Linked DNA regions of Homo sapiens: regions 1, 2, 3 and 4 are each linked to region 5. Evidence: chromatin contacts called from ENCODE Hi-C or POLR2A ChIA-PET data. All regions are on one chromosome and are shown on one strand. Each heading gives the region's core, a stretch centred on a gene start or an enhancer-like site at or near the end of the contact. The rest is flanking DNA. Distances are from core to core; before and after follow the strand shown. Region 1 overlaps SPPL3 (signal peptide peptidase like 3). Region 2 holds the start of KDM2B (lysine demethylase 2B). Region 3 has its middle 18 kb from the start of MLEC. Region 4 has its middle 40 kb from the start of MORN3. Region 5 holds the start of P2RX7 (purinergic receptor P2X 7).

Region 1 (2,700 bases), core at 135-2,634, 280 kb before region 5:
TTATTTTAGTCATCTGCATATTTTCGATGGACTTATAAATTAATCTATATATTTAACATAAGCCAAATTGACAATTTTCATAACTACTACTGATTGTTCCATTTCTCAAAAATCACAATTAAATCCAAAAGGTTACAAAAGGAAAGGTTAGATTTCTCACAGATGCTTTAAATTACTGCTCTTTTACCATAGCTCATTATACCTAATGTGTAAGAAAATAGTAAGGACAAAAATGCCTTAAAAATTTGTGCATAAATTACTTTTTATCACTTTAGTGTAATAACACTAATGATCAATGAGCAAGCTACAGGTGATTTGTGTAACACTCAATTTTGGTTTTTTTTTTGGCCATCTTTCAAGGCCCAGGATGTAATACAAACTTGATTACTATGTAAATATCCATCTCTACAAAAAATTTAAAAATTAGCTGGGCATGGTGGCACATGTCTATATTCTTAGACATGCTCATGGAGGCTGAGATGGGAGGATTGCGTGAGCCCAGGAATTTAAGGCTGCAGTGAGCTATAATCAACGCCCCTGCATTCCAGCCTGAGCAACAGAGATCCTCCCTCTAAAACCAGAGGAAGAAAACAAAAAACAAAAGAAAACAATAATAATAAAAAGTAAAACTAAACCTAAACTTTACCTGATACTCTCTTTCCCTCTAACAAAGTTATTAGAGATGGGCTCAACTCTAACAAGCATCTAAATCAGTACTCTAAAGGTAAAAAATAATTTCAGGTAATCAATACCAACTTCTACAAAGTTGTAGCCAACTGGCAACACAATTTCTGAAGACATTCTATTGTTTAAGTAGATACGAATAGATTAATGAGCCACCACAGAGGCAAGTGAAACAGGATGATCTATCTATACTAGCAATGGCCTAAGGTTACCAAGATATAGCAAATACAGGTAAAATGTAGACATGTTGAGAAGATTTCCTTTGAATTTTACTTAGAAAATCCAAACAGCTCTAAAAAACAGATCAATATATACTCTGTACGAAGTGATTTTTGCACGTGGCATCTGAAAATATGTCCAAGAAAATTTCTAGCTTCTATCAGGCATGCTAGTTAGCTATGAGGAAGCTTGACTAGTGCACAATACATGTAGTCTTTACCTTTTGGGACCAGGAAAATCCTATTTATCCGAGACTCCTAAAAACCACTCTGGGTTACAGGTTCTGGATCTTCTCACACATACCCTCCCCCTACAATTCTCATGTCCTCAGGCCTTACCACTTCTTTGTGACAGCTGCTGCTTTATAAAGACATAATTCTAGCGTGAAGTATTTCTACTGGAAAATCTGGGATTGACAGGATGTTGACAAGGACTCAGTAAAAATAACCATTCCTAACAGAGTGTGTAGATACAAACAGGCAGTCACTGGTCAGAAGTTTTCCTCAGCTGAGTCACCCGGCCATGGAAAACCCCAAGTTTGCACCTGAGAGGCTCTGAAATACTACCCTCTGGAGTGCAAATATAAAACACATTAGGCTTGGAGAAACTGTTCTAAAGCAACTTGTTGGACCAGCTAGATTTAGAAATATAATGGATGGTTGGTAAAAGGTAACTCTAGGGGCTGCCAAGGGAACTCAGTTCCAAAAACCCTTCCCATAAAATTAGGCTTTCCAGAGACACACATCTTAGATGTTCCAGAGGTTTATGAGTCCTCTCTGTTGCCCCTTTCAAATCTAAATACTTCCTCAAAGTCTCTAGAGCCATCTGTTAAGGCCAAAGTAAATCTCAACATGTCTACACCACAGAAGTTTATGCCGCATTGTAAGGAAGTCTAAAAGGCCAAATGAATGCACAGCTACTTGGGAGGCTGAGGTGGGAGGACTGCTTGAGCCCAAGAGTTCAAGACCAGCCTGGACAACATAGTGAGACCAGCCTTTAAAAAAAAAAAAAAAAAAAAACAAAAGCCAAATGCTGCTATTCTGGATTTCATACTGTGAAAAAGAATGAAAGAATGTTAGGTTTTTTGACAGTGGACGTTAGGGTTTTTCAAACACTTTCCCTTTTTAAATGTGAGTAACATCCTATATTAGTTTCCTACTGCTGCTGTAGAAATTACCACAAATACTGACTTTACACAAGCTTATTCTCATAGTTGCGGAGGTCATGAATCTGACATCGGTTTTATAGGGCTGGTTCCCTGTGAGGGCTCTGAGGGAAGAATGTGTCCTTGCCTTTTTCATCTTCTAGAGGACCACCTGCATTCCTTGGCTCACATTCCCTTCATCGATCACTACAACCTCTTGTTTCCATCGTCAAATCTGCTACCACTCACTCTGGTGTGCCCACCTCTTCCAAGGACCTGTGTGATTATATTGGGCCAACACAGATAATCCAGGATAATCTCATCTCAAAAATATTAATTTGATGCCATCTGCAAAGTCTCCTTTCCTATATTCATAGGTTCTAGAGATTAGGACATGGACATGTTTTAGGGGTCATTATTCAGCCTACCACACAATTACCAGATTTAAAATTCTATGAAGTATACTTACCTACAGTATCTCGTTTAGATACTTACCAGGTGTTATCATTCCTAATGAATGAGAACGCGAGTCTAGAAACTTCATTGCTTAGCCACAGTGATATAGTCAAAAAACTAGAACTCAAACTAGAGCATATGGCCCTAGAGACCATGTAGCAGCAGCACATACCACTTCTCCTCCACCAGGCTGCCTG
Region 2 (2,700 bases), core at 142-2,641, 450 kb after region 5:
CACAAGCGCGCGCGCACACTCACTTCCTAAGGAGACTCCCCCACCACTCCCCGCATCCCCCTGCCTCCTCCCTCCACCGCCCAGCGCCCGGCCCCTCAGCCCCCCAGATTCCGGGCGAACCCCGAGCCCGCTCAGCCCCCCTCCACGCCTTTCCCCGATACCACCTCCCCACTTAAGTGTCTGAGACTCTAAGCCTCACAAGGGGCTGGAGGAGTAAGCAGCTTGCTTCCTTTTGCATGCAATTTATTATATTTTTTTCCCGGTCCTCTTGCAAAATACAGAAAAGGAAAGAAAAGGCAGCGAGAAACAACCAAAAAAAAAAAAAAAAAGATCTATCATATGCCAGATACAGATTTGGAAAAAAAAAAAAAAAAAAAAAGCTACACACCAATCTTCTTCCAGAGTCTTTCTCTGCCTCCATTTTTTTAGGAGAGTTCACCAATTAATTGTCAACACTCCTGCCCCCTGCATTTTGGCCGAGGGGGGAAGGAGGGAAGACCAAAGAAAACAAACCAAAAAATAAATAAATAAAGCAAGCCAGAGCCGAGATCTACAAAGTTTTGCACCAACACTTAGGCAGATCCGTTTGCAAAGTCCTAGGAAACCATTTTCAGCAGTTGTGGGGGGGGGGAGGCGTCGACGTCATAATCCCCGGAACGTAAACATTGTTGCCGATCGCGCTCGGAGCCCGCGGCCGGGCTATTTGGGGGGGCTCTCGGCCCGGGCTTGGGGGGGTGGGGGCGGCGGCCCGAGGAGGTATGGGGCGGGGAGGGAGCCCGGGAGGCACCGGGCGCCGTTAGCGCCGTGGCATCGCTGTTTTGTTGTTGGGTCACGAGTGCGCCTCTGCACGCAGGCGCCGCCGCCGCCCGGGAGTTGTGTGCAGAGCTGACTTTTGGAGGGCCGAGTTGCAGGCGGCGGGCGCATCCCGGAGATGGCGGGGCAGGGAGGGAGGGAAGGAGGAGGGGGCGGGGAGGGAGGTGCAGATTTGCACGGCTGGCCTCAGCGGGAGGCGCGGAAATGCAAGCCGAGCATGCTGGCGTGAAAGCCCCCGGGGCCTGGCACCCCCAAAAACGACCCCCCACCTCCGTTCCTGCCCTCATTGCCCAGGGCTACCCCTCTTCCTCTTCTTTCATCCACCCCTCCCCCAACATTACCTGTGTGGCCGACTCAAATTCAAAGCATTTTGTATATATAACTGTTTTCTTTTTTTGCTTTTCTGCTGCATGTCTTTTTCGTGGGGGGTGATCCTCTGCAGATCCCCCCATTTGCGGACCCGCCATGTGGAGGAGGCATTTGGGGGGCTCAGAAGGAAATTAGCTCGGCTTCCATACCTATAAGGACTGCCTAACTTTTAAACTCCCGGCACTCAAAGATGTGGACACACACACGTACAGGAAATACAGCCAGACCAGAGCCTTTGCAGTCCGCAGCTGACCGGAAGACGTTGCCTTTCATTCATTCATTCTGCCCGCCTCTGTGGACTCCTTTACTAGGCGACCAGCCCTGAAACAGAAGTTGGACATTTTTTAAAGGTTCTTGCGCTCGGCAAGGGGAGCAGATAGATGCTCAGGAGCGAAAGACGCAGAGAATTGGATCTGGCGCCTCCTAACGCAGCCCGCACAGGAGCGAAGGGTAAGCCCTTGTTGGTAGTTTATAGAAGACAAGTCGGTGGAAAGGTGCATGGTGCTCTGGGATAGGTGGGGGGAACTCTAGTGCCCTTGATGAAGCCCCTACAGGGCTTCTTAGCGGAGGTATCGGCACCCTCCGTACATACATGGGTGTCATTAGGTCCCTGTCCACTTACTAGTGTTTTTGACTACCCCAGCACTGGTCCTGGGTTGTCTTGTCCTCCCATCATGAGCAACAGTCAGGTCGACTTGGCTTGAGAAAAGCTAGCCCTAAACATTCCTCCAGCCCCAGCTGTGGCGCCCTGCTAGGCCTGATCTTGCGGGTAAAGATGCTGATAAAATGACATGGCAAGAGGGAGACGATAAAGGGACATTGTAGATAGCAGGCTTTGAGCCTGACATTTTATTTCTGCCATAACCCTGTGGGATACTTGGAGCAGGTCATTTTGCAGATAGGGAAACTGAAGCTCAGAGAAATTATGAATCTGAATGATTGCTGTGCTCCCATATGGTCCCCAGGCTATCAGACAGACCTGTGGGGAGGACGTGGCTTCCCCACCAGGAGATACGATGTCACTATCAGCATCGTATTGGCCGTCCTAAGAGACAGCTTCCCCCTCACTCACCTTAGAAGTTTCCTGTCCTATCTGACTGTAGTCTTTCCCACCCATCCTCAAAGGCTACTCTTTGAAGTTTGTTTTCATTCATGTTCACTAGCTGTAAAAATCTTTTAAGCAGGGATGAGGCTGGGAAACATCAAAATTTGTTTCCAAACTGAAATCGCCCACGTTGGCTGCTGCGTGCAATCAGTAGCCCTTCGTGTGAGTGCTGCCGGTTCTGCCTTCAGTCCGTCCAGAACCATGGACCATTTTATTTGTTCCTGTCTTTCTCACAAGAACCCTTTAAGGGAAATCGTCTTGTTCGTTCCCATTTTGCAAAGGAGGAAATTAGGACTAAGAAAAGCAAAGCCACTCACCCAGGATCACATAGCGCGTATGTGCCGCTGCCAGGGCTCACACTGGAGCCTGGCTTGGCCATCACGTGCTTTTTTTTTTTTTTTTTTTTTTTTTAG
Region 3 (2,700 bases), core at 178-2,677, 460 kb before region 5:
CAAGGGTTTTGCTCTGGAGGAAGTCCCAGTGTGTGCGGACAGACAGATATAGACACAGCTGCCACTGGCTGCGCGCCGTGGCTCATGCCTGTAATCCCAGCACTCTGGGGAGGCTGAGGCGGGAGGATCACCTGAGTTCAGGAGTTCAAGACTAACCTGACCAACGTGGCCTGTCTCTACAAAAATAGAAAAATTAGCCGGGCGTGGTGGCATGCACCTAGAGTCCCAGCTTCAGGAGAATCGCTTGAACCCAGGAGGTGGAGGCTGCAGTGGGCCGAGATCATGCCACTGGGTGACGGAGCGAGACTCCGTCTAAAAAAAGAAAGAAATAGCTGCCATCCTCTCTGCTGAGTGGGAGGAAGATGTGTAGCCAATAGGCCCAGGGTTTGCTTGCTGTGTGACTTAGGGCCAGTCGCGTCCCCTTTCTGAAGCTCAGTTTCTTCCTGTGTAATGTGGGGATGATAAAGGATGGGGTCAGTGCATAGCAAGTGCCCTCAGGGCATTGCACCACACGGCACACCCCAGGGACTGCTATTCAGACTGCAGTGGAATCATGCAATTGAAAAGACCCATTGTAATTCGTTTCTATAAGTGAAGTCTTAAAGCAGCCCAAAGGAGAAATCTGTGGGTAGAAGTTGTCGAGTCTTAGACAGGCTTGGAGCGTACTTGGGCAGGTGTGTGGGGTGGCCGGTGTACCTCAAGCCATTGGTTCCCAAATCTTAGCATACAGCAGAATTGCCTGGAGCATTTGTGAAGCCCAGATCTGGGCCACCCCCGCAGTGATTCTGATCCCATGTCTGGGGCGCAGTCCATGAATTTGCATCTCTTACAAGTTCCCAGAGGATGCTGATGCTGCCAGTCCATGGACAACAACCTGAATAGCACTGCTGTAAACCCCAGACACAAGGGAGGCTGGTGTGCCTCCAGGCAGCCAGGGGAGGCTGCGGGGTTGATGGCTGGGGGTGGGAGGTGGGCAGAGCATCCGCTGCCCGCTGTGCTGCCGCAGAGGGAGGATCCTTATTCTCAGACCTGGCAGGGAATGTGCAGGATCGTGGGCCCCAGCCAGAGGCCCGGGTAATCCTCACGTTCCCGAGGTCAGTGGGGCTGGGAGCTCCAAATTCACTCTAATAATCCAATTCTGAGACTAAGCCCTTGGCTCTGTGCCCTGCTAGGCAAGCCTGCAGCCCTGCCTGCCTCTGTACTAGCTTGGCTCCGCCCAGAGACTCCAGAGTTTCACTGTTTCAGAAACACAGTGGCCTTGGAGGGCAACCTGCGGGAAGAGGGCTTCTGTAGACATCTCTATCGGCTGGCAGGGTGAGCCCCCAGGAACACCACTCAGGATAGACTTAGGGATAAACTAGGACTTCTTTGTCCCCAGTGTGTGGCTGCCTAAAATCAAAGAAGTGGCAAGCCTGGCCAACATGGTGAAACCCCGTCTGTACTAAAAATACAAAAATTAGCCAGGCGTAGTGGGGCATGACTGTAATCTCAGCTATTAGGGAGTCTGAGGCAAGAGAATTGCTTGAACACGAGAGGCGGAGGTTGCAGTGAGCCGAGATCACGCCACTTCACCCCAGCCTGGGTGACACAGTGAGACTCTGTCTGAAAAAAAAAAAAAGAATCATAGATATGCCAGTTGTGATAAAGGAAATGGAGAATGTAGTCAGGCTACTGTTCAGAGGCCCCTTAATGCTCAGGGTAAGGGGAGGCCCAGGGCAGTCCTCCTGCCTCCTCCCCTGCTGAAGCTAGGACTCCTCCCCAGTAATTTGTCTTTTTGTTGGTTTGTTCATTTTAAAATTATTTTTATTTGCTTTTGTTTTTTGTTTTGGCTCCCGCCAGGAAACGTTTTTTTTTCTTTCTTTCTTTGTTTTAGAGACAGGGTCTCACTCTGGCACCCAGGCTGGAGTGCAGTGGTGGGATCATAGCTCACTGCAGTCTTGAACTCTTGGGCTCAAGCGATCCTCCTGCCTCAGCCTCCTGCATAACTAGGACTACAGATGCACACCAGCTGATTTTTAAATTTTTTTTGTAGAGACAGGGTCTCAATCTGTTGTCCAGGCTGTCTTGAACTCCTGGCCTCAAGGGATCCTTCCACCTCAGCTTCCCAAAGTGCTGGGATTACAGGCGTGAGCCACAGTGCCCAGCAACTTGTCTTATATTTTGGGGTTCCTAGTATGACTGTTTGAAGAAAGGGGTCTGAGACTTTTCAAGGACTGAGATGCACTTTCCTAGCCAAGAGTTCTTTCTGCAACCTGCACCACTACCTTCCCTGCTGGGGAGCTCTGGGTGTGTCATCTTAGAAAAGCTCTTTGTCTAAGGCCGAGCGAGGTGGCTCATACCTGTAATCCCAGCACTTTGGGAGGCCGAGATGGGTGGATCGCTTGAGGTCAGGAGTCTGAGACCAGCCTGACCAACATGGTGAAACTCCGTCTCTACTAAAAATACAAAAATTAGCCAGATGTGGCAGTTCATGCCTGTAATCCCAGCTATACGGGAGGCTGAAGGACGAGAATCACTTGAACCCGGGAGGCAGAGGTTGCAGTGAGCGGAGATTGCACCGCTGCACTCAGCCTGGGTGACAGAGTGAGACTTTTGTCTCGAAAACCAAAAAGAAAAGCTCTTTGTCTGAAAGCTCTTTTATTGCACCTGGATTTGCCTCCTGCTGACTCATAAAGGCCAATTTGTCTGCTCATTCATGCA
Region 4 (2,700 bases), core at 57-2,556, 500 kb after region 5:
CTGGCATTTACTGAACACTCACTCAGTGCTAGGTGCCTTAACTCCTGGGCTTACTCAACAACCCTCTGTGGTGATTTTGTCAAAGGGCTCTCCCAAGACCGCACAGCCAGTCTGGTGGAGCGGGATTTGAACCCAGCTCTGCTGGTGTTCAGAACTTGCTCAGGCACTTGTACCCATTGCGGTGTATAGGAACTCTGATTGATGTCCAGCCAGGGATGTGTTAGGACACTAGGAAATGAGAAATAGGGCAAAAGAGTTTCTTTTTTTTTTTTTTTTTTTTTGAGACGGAGTCTTGCTCTGTCACCCAGGCTGGAGTGCAGTGGTGCGATCTTGGCTCACTGCAAGCTCTGACTCCTGGGTTCACGCCATTCTGCTGCCTCAGCCTCTGGAGTAGCTGGGACTACAGGCGCCCACAACCACGCCTGGCTAATTTTTTTTGTATTTTTTTAGTAGAGACGGGGTTTCACCGTGTTAGCGAGGATCGTCTCGATCTCCTGACCTCATGATCCACCCGCCTCGGCCTCCCAAAGTGCTGGGATTAGAGGCGTGAGCCACCGGCGCCCGGCCGCAAAAGAGTTTCTTTTAAGCCAAAGAAAGTTTTATAATTGGTGGTGGGGAGGGAGCTACCAGTTGTCAGCTTTTCCCTGCAGCGCTTGGTATTTAAGATAATGGTTCCCCCTTTTCTTGTGGTCATGAGTTTATAGCTGCCCCAGGCTCCTTCTCACTCCTGAGGGGTGAGATCCAGATGAATGACACTTTCCTGCCTTCTCAAGTCCCTTCTTCCTTTCGAAGACAGGCCTCATGGTCAAATGTCACCTCCTTCTCTTGCTAAAAACAGTGTGGGGAAGTCAGGAGACTGGGGCAGCCAGTGGCATGGAGTGGGCCTTGGCCCACCCAGTCTGTCTCTTGGGGACTTTTATTTTCCCCCACCTGGGTGGAGAAGGCTTCCTGGCACTACTGATGGAATCCCCAAAGTTCTGCAGGCAGGGAAGGACCGAACCCCATGATACTCTCCATTCTGCAGTTACAAGAAGGTAACTGCATGTGCCATGAAGTTGGAAATCTATAGGAGGGATGGGATTGGGTGCAGGGTCTGACCATGCCCCACTCCCACTTAGACACCCAGCCTGTAAGTGAGCTTGGGAGAGGAGAGGGTGCCAGCAGCCCCAACGCCATGGTAACAGAGTGACAAGTTTCCTGGATTACTCTCCCTTGGCTTATGAGTCAGCACAACCAACTTCCTGCCCCCAGAGGGCTTCCTTCCCAGAGACCTGGAAAGTCAGAGGAGCTGACTTGACCTTTGATTGCCAAGGGATGGGGTCAACCAGGTGAGATTGAGGGAGGGTCTCCCACAAATCCTGGAGGGGATTGAGAGGTTCCCCACTTCATGGGTAGAACAGCCTGGCCAGGTGGCCGGGAAGTGTTGGGGATGGCTGGTGGGTGACCTCAGGCAAGAGGCTTTACTTCTTTGAAGCCAGTTTTCTTTTCTTTTCTTTTCTTTTTTTTTGAGACGGAGTTTCCTCTTTGTTGCCCAGGCTGGAGTGCAGTAGCACAATCTCAGCTCACTGCAACCTCCACCTCCCAGGTTCAAGCGATTCTCCTGCCTCAGCCTCCCGAATAGCTGGGATTACAGGCACACACCACCTCACCTGGCTAATTTTTGTATTTTTAGTAGAGACGGGGTTTCACCATGTTGGCCAGGGTGGTCTCAAACTCCTGATCTCAGGTGATCCACCCGCCTCGGCCTCCCAAAGTGCTGGGATTACAGGTGTGAGCCACCATGCCTGGCTGAAGCCAGTTTTTTAATGTGTATGGAGATGGCAGGTATCCTGCTCTCCCATGGACTCATATGAAGGTTCATTATGAGGCCAGACTGGGCCCATGAAACACAGGAATTTTCAGGGTCTGATGATGCACACCTTGCCCGGACCCTCTCTGATCTGCAGATGAGATTCTTGCTCCACACGGCAGTTCTAGGAACAGCAGGCCTCAGGCGCACCATCCTCCAAACTCTAATGAGAGATACAAAGCAAGGGGGCCTGGATATAGCATAGGATCAGCATCCCGTAGAGCTCCTTAAGCCCAGAGTACTCTTGTGGGCTTTGATTCAGGTCCTCTGTGCCTCAGTTTATACTTCATTGAGAGGCAGCCAGCCTCAGCCTGACCCCGTCCCCTGCAGGACTGGCGAGCATATGTGGTGATCTTGTCTGCTGGGGAAGGCAGGCTGTAACATTAGCCTGAGCTGAAGATAATTGGGAAGGTCAGTCTGCTGCCGTAAACAAAATGCTTTCCATGACCTGGGATCAATTATTTTTGGATTATCTGCCTCCTCAGTTCTCTGCCCGCCAGCACCCTTTTGTTCCCAAGTTCTAGAGCTGGTTCAGAAGTTTCCTGTAATTTCTATGAAAATGAGTTGGAAGGAACGACTCAAGTCATAAGACACTGAGCCTCTGTGACGTGTTCAGAGTTCAGGGACCATGTAAATGAGCAAGAAATTGCTATTACTATTCCTAGTACTGATCACTGATAGTAATTATTATTGCTGTTGTTGATTGGGCTCTTGCAATAGGCTAGATGGTGCCCCACGTAGCATCTTGTGTGATCCTCCTATAAACCAGGTGAGTATAGGTGATGGTCATTGAGAGGAAAGACTTGCGCATGGTCACCTGGCTGGGAAGCTGCAGAGCCCTGTGGCTGTGG
Region 5 (2,700 bases), core at 98-2,597:
GAAGGGCAGGGCCAGGGAGTCACGTCCATCCTCACTGCTCTCCAGTCTCCTGAACTGGAAGCCAGAAGGTGAGGGGAACCCTGATGCAGTTTGTATGTGTGAGAAAGTACAATTAGTTTAGACTGAAAAACTGAAAATCTACCCGGCCACTTAGCAGGCTGGAATAACAGAAAGGGATCAAGCCAGCTGTAAAGATAACAGGGAACAATAATTCTCTGTAGCTGTAAAGTGATAATACAACCCTGCATCTTTGAGTGACTGCTGAAACATTGTCCTTTAAAATCAGAGACCTTCAGAAACTTTGCTGTTTGAAATTACATGACTAAGACTGAAATATTCCAATTTTGCCTGGAAGATTTAAGTCATCTTGACACAGAGAAGCAGCCTCAATTTACAACTCAGGAGCAGAGCTTCAGATAAAGATTTTCTGGACACATTTGACATGTATCTTAGCTATGTTGCTTCCTAGGAAACAGGGCCCTGGGTCCTCTTTGCAATCCAGACTGAAGTTGACTGCTTTGTACAAACCTGTTTTGCTTTGAGTCCATCAAAACATGACTTCATTTAGATTTTATCTCAACTCCACTTTCCTCGGAATCCTATAATAAATTGCTGTTTTCCTTTGTTTGGTGATGTGCGTAGCTCTTCTGGTGGGTGGTGTCCCTCACTGAATAGGTCAACAAACCTAACTTTGTTGGACTGCCACTGTGTCCCTGGTGATCTTTGGCTGATTGGTCTAGGTCATAGATCGACCTGCCGGGGTGCAGAGGAGGGTGGAGAGTAACTCAGAGGGTCAAGCATGAAAGATCTGGCAGAAAAATAAAGCCCCTCCACCCCCACCACCCCTACCCCTGCAAATCTGATTTCCCCCACCAACTGCAGACCAGAGTATTATAAGGGGCGGTGGAAGAAGAGGGGGAGATCTTCATTTACCCAGAGCTCCTATACATCAGGGGCTGAATAAAGGGTTGTAGAAATGAATGAATCAATCTCTGAGTGGGGCTTCAGGCAATGGAAAGATCTCAGTCCTTTTCTGAGGCATAATGGAAGCTCCCAGTCTTGTGACATTTGCAAGGCTGCCCCTTTCTCCCAAGAGACATGAGACCAAAAAAGTGAAAGGAAAGGGGGGAAAAGGGAGAATTCTAAAAATGCCCATCCTCTGAACACCATCTTTGTGTAGGCATCTGGGGGAGGCCAGCTGGGGTGAGGTCATCTGCCAGCCAGGCCCGTAGGACTTGGCGCTTCTTGTTTATCACAGCCACATGTGGGGCCACTGCCAGGGCCCGCCCCAACTCTGCAGTCATTGGAGGAGCTTGAAGTTAAAGACTCCTGCTAAAAACCAGTACGTTTCATTTTGCAGTTACTGGGAGGGGGCTTGCTGTGGCCCTGTCAGGAAGAGTAGAGCTCTGGTCCAGCTCCGCGCAGGGAGGGAGGCTGTCACCATGCCGGCCTGCTGCAGCTGCAGTGATGTTTTCCAGTATGAGACGAACAAAGTCACTCGGATCCAGAGCATGAATTATGGCACCATTAAGTGGTTCTTCCACGTGATCATCTTTTCCTACGTTTGGTAAGTGGGATCTGGGGAGGACCCAGATCTCTGCAGTGGCCGACAGCACAGAAAGCCCCAGCGGGCAGCTTCAGGTGCACATTCTGAATCTCACATGGTTTTCGAATCTGAGACGTGCTCTCACAGCCAGCTGGGCGGGAGGGAGGAAGCAGCAGCAGGCAAGAGGAAACGGTGCCAGGCTGCAGCAGAGAGAAGCCACAGGACAAGCGGGATTCCTTTCTGCTCTACTTCAGGCCCGCCAGGGCGCGCAGGGCAGGGCGTGCCTGGGGAAGGTAGGAAAGCGCAGGGCAACACCCTGGATCCCCAGGGAGGAGGCGAGGATCTCAGGGCACGCCTGGTGATCATGCTGGCATCTGAGTCACCATGCTTGGGAGGAATAGGACCAGGCTTGAAAATGTGTTATAACTTTAGGTCCTCACCAACGTCAGGAAGGCCCTGCTTTTTGGTTTTTGTTTCTTCTAAAAGAAACTTACTGAGATATAATTTATACACCATACAATTGACCCATTTAAAGGGTACCATTTAATGATTTTCAGATTATTCCCAGAGTTGTGCAACCATCCCCACAATCAATTTTAGAATATTTTAATCGACTCAAAAGGAATCCCACACTCCTTCACCATCATTTCCAACACTGTTCCTCCTCCTTCCCACCCATCAATTTCCTTTCTGCCTCTATGGATTTGCCGATTCTGGACATTTCATATAAATGGAATCACATAATATGTGGTCCTTTGTGGCACTTAGCGTGTTTTCAATGCTCATCCATGTTGTAGCATGTGTTGATACTTCATTCAATTTTTTTTTTTAAAGAGACGGGGTCTCACTATTTTGTCCAGGCTGGTCTCAAACTCCTGGACTCAAGTGATCTGCCTGCCTCGGCCTCCCAAAGTGTCAGGATTACAGGCGTGAGCCATTGCACCCGGCTGATACTTCATTCCTTTTTACGGCTGAGTAGTACTCCATTGCATGGATAGACCACTTTTTTCTATCCATTCATCCATTGATGGACATTGGGGTTGTTTCTCTTTTTTGGCTATCATGAATAATGCCACATGAACATTTGTGTACAAGGTTTTATGTGGATATATATTCTCCTTTCTCTCGAATATGTACCTAAGAGTAAAAATTGC

Evidence for each region. Hi-C counts contacts between places; a loop is a spot of excess contacts on that map. ChIA-PET counts read pairs that join two places held with the same protein, here RNA polymerase II (POLR2A). Pooled maps may share reads with other maps.
Region 1: a map with no recorded cell type shows a loop between it and region 5 (4-fold over the local background). The contact joins the enhancer-like site here to the promoter of P2RX7 in region 5. A Hi-C loop is called at or near these places in 2 of 37 single-sample maps with no recorded cell type and 5 of 50 pooled maps. POLR2A ChIA-PET finds 5 or more read pairs at or near these places in 2 of 52 experiments (H1 and activated CD4-positive, alpha-beta T cell).
Region 2: a loop to region 5 is called in a pooled map, with 1.9 times the contacts of the local background. The contact joins the promoter of KDM2B here to the promoter of P2RX7 in region 5. A Hi-C loop is called at or near these places in 1 of 37 single-sample maps with no recorded cell type and 6 of 50 pooled maps. POLR2A ChIA-PET finds 5 or more read pairs at or near these places in 4 of 52 experiments (GM12878, activated B cell, activated CD8-positive, alpha-beta T cell and 1 more).
Region 3: a loop to region 5 is called in a pooled map, with 2.2 times the contacts of the local background. The contact joins the enhancer-like site here to the promoter of P2RX7 in region 5. A Hi-C loop is called at or near these places in 1 of 37 single-sample maps with no recorded cell type and 3 of 50 pooled maps. POLR2A ChIA-PET finds 5 or more read pairs at or near these places in 2 of 52 experiments (activated CD4-positive, alpha-beta T cell and activated CD8-positive, alpha-beta memory T cell).
Region 4: a pooled map shows a loop between it and region 5 (3-fold over the local background). The contact joins the enhancer-like site here to the promoter of P2RX7 in region 5. A Hi-C loop is called at or near these places in 1 of 37 single-sample maps with no recorded cell type and 7 of 50 pooled maps. POLR2A ChIA-PET finds 5 or more read pairs at or near these places in 1 of 52 experiments (activated naive CD4-positive, alpha-beta T cell).

The regions. Positions count from the first base shown.
Region 1 is chr12:120,848,592-120,851,291 of GRCh38, forward strand. The region is part of intron 1 of SPPL3 (signal peptide peptidase like 3); the gene reads right to left. Among named protein-coding and RNA genes, the nearest start is that of SPPL3, 54 kb to the right of the region's middle. Within about 2 kb of position 1,385, at least 10 of the 41 ENCODE cell types and tissues checked have a DNase peak (open chromatin) inside an H3K27ac peak, as active enhancers do.
Region 2 is chr12:121,579,632-121,582,331 of GRCh38, forward strand. KDM2B (lysine demethylase 2B) reads right to left here and starts at 1,392. Exons shown (of 23, transcript NM_032590.5): 1 at 1,155-1,392. The coding sequence starts at 1,280. It overlaps KDM2B-DT (KDM2B divergent transcript), which reads left to right and starts at 880. Exons shown (of 4, transcript NR_183427.1): 1 at 880-1,632. RefSeq lists silencers at 673-982, 1,063-1,112 and enhancers at 682-1,617, 2,553-2,700.
Region 3 is chr12:120,668,149-120,670,848 of GRCh38, forward strand. It overlaps a transcript of CABP1 not described here. Among named protein-coding and RNA genes, the nearest start is that of MLEC, 18 kb to the right of the region's middle. Within about 2 kb of position 1,428, at least 13 of the 41 ENCODE cell types and tissues checked have a DNase peak (open chromatin) inside an H3K27ac peak, as active enhancers do.
Region 4 is chr12:121,628,710-121,631,409 of GRCh38, forward strand. It overlaps the pseudogene ORAI1. Among named protein-coding and RNA genes, the nearest start is that of MORN3, 40 kb to the right of the region's middle. Within about 2 kb of position 1,307, at least 2 of the 41 ENCODE cell types and tissues checked have a DNase peak (open chromatin) inside an H3K27ac peak, as active enhancers do.
Region 5 is chr12:121,131,529-121,134,228 of GRCh38, forward strand. P2RX7 (purinergic receptor P2X 7) reads left to right here and starts at 1,348. Exons shown (of 13, transcript NM_002562.6): 1 at 1,348-1,567. The coding sequence starts at 1,443. All of the region lies in intron 2 of LOC105370032 (a long non-coding RNA gene), which reads right to left.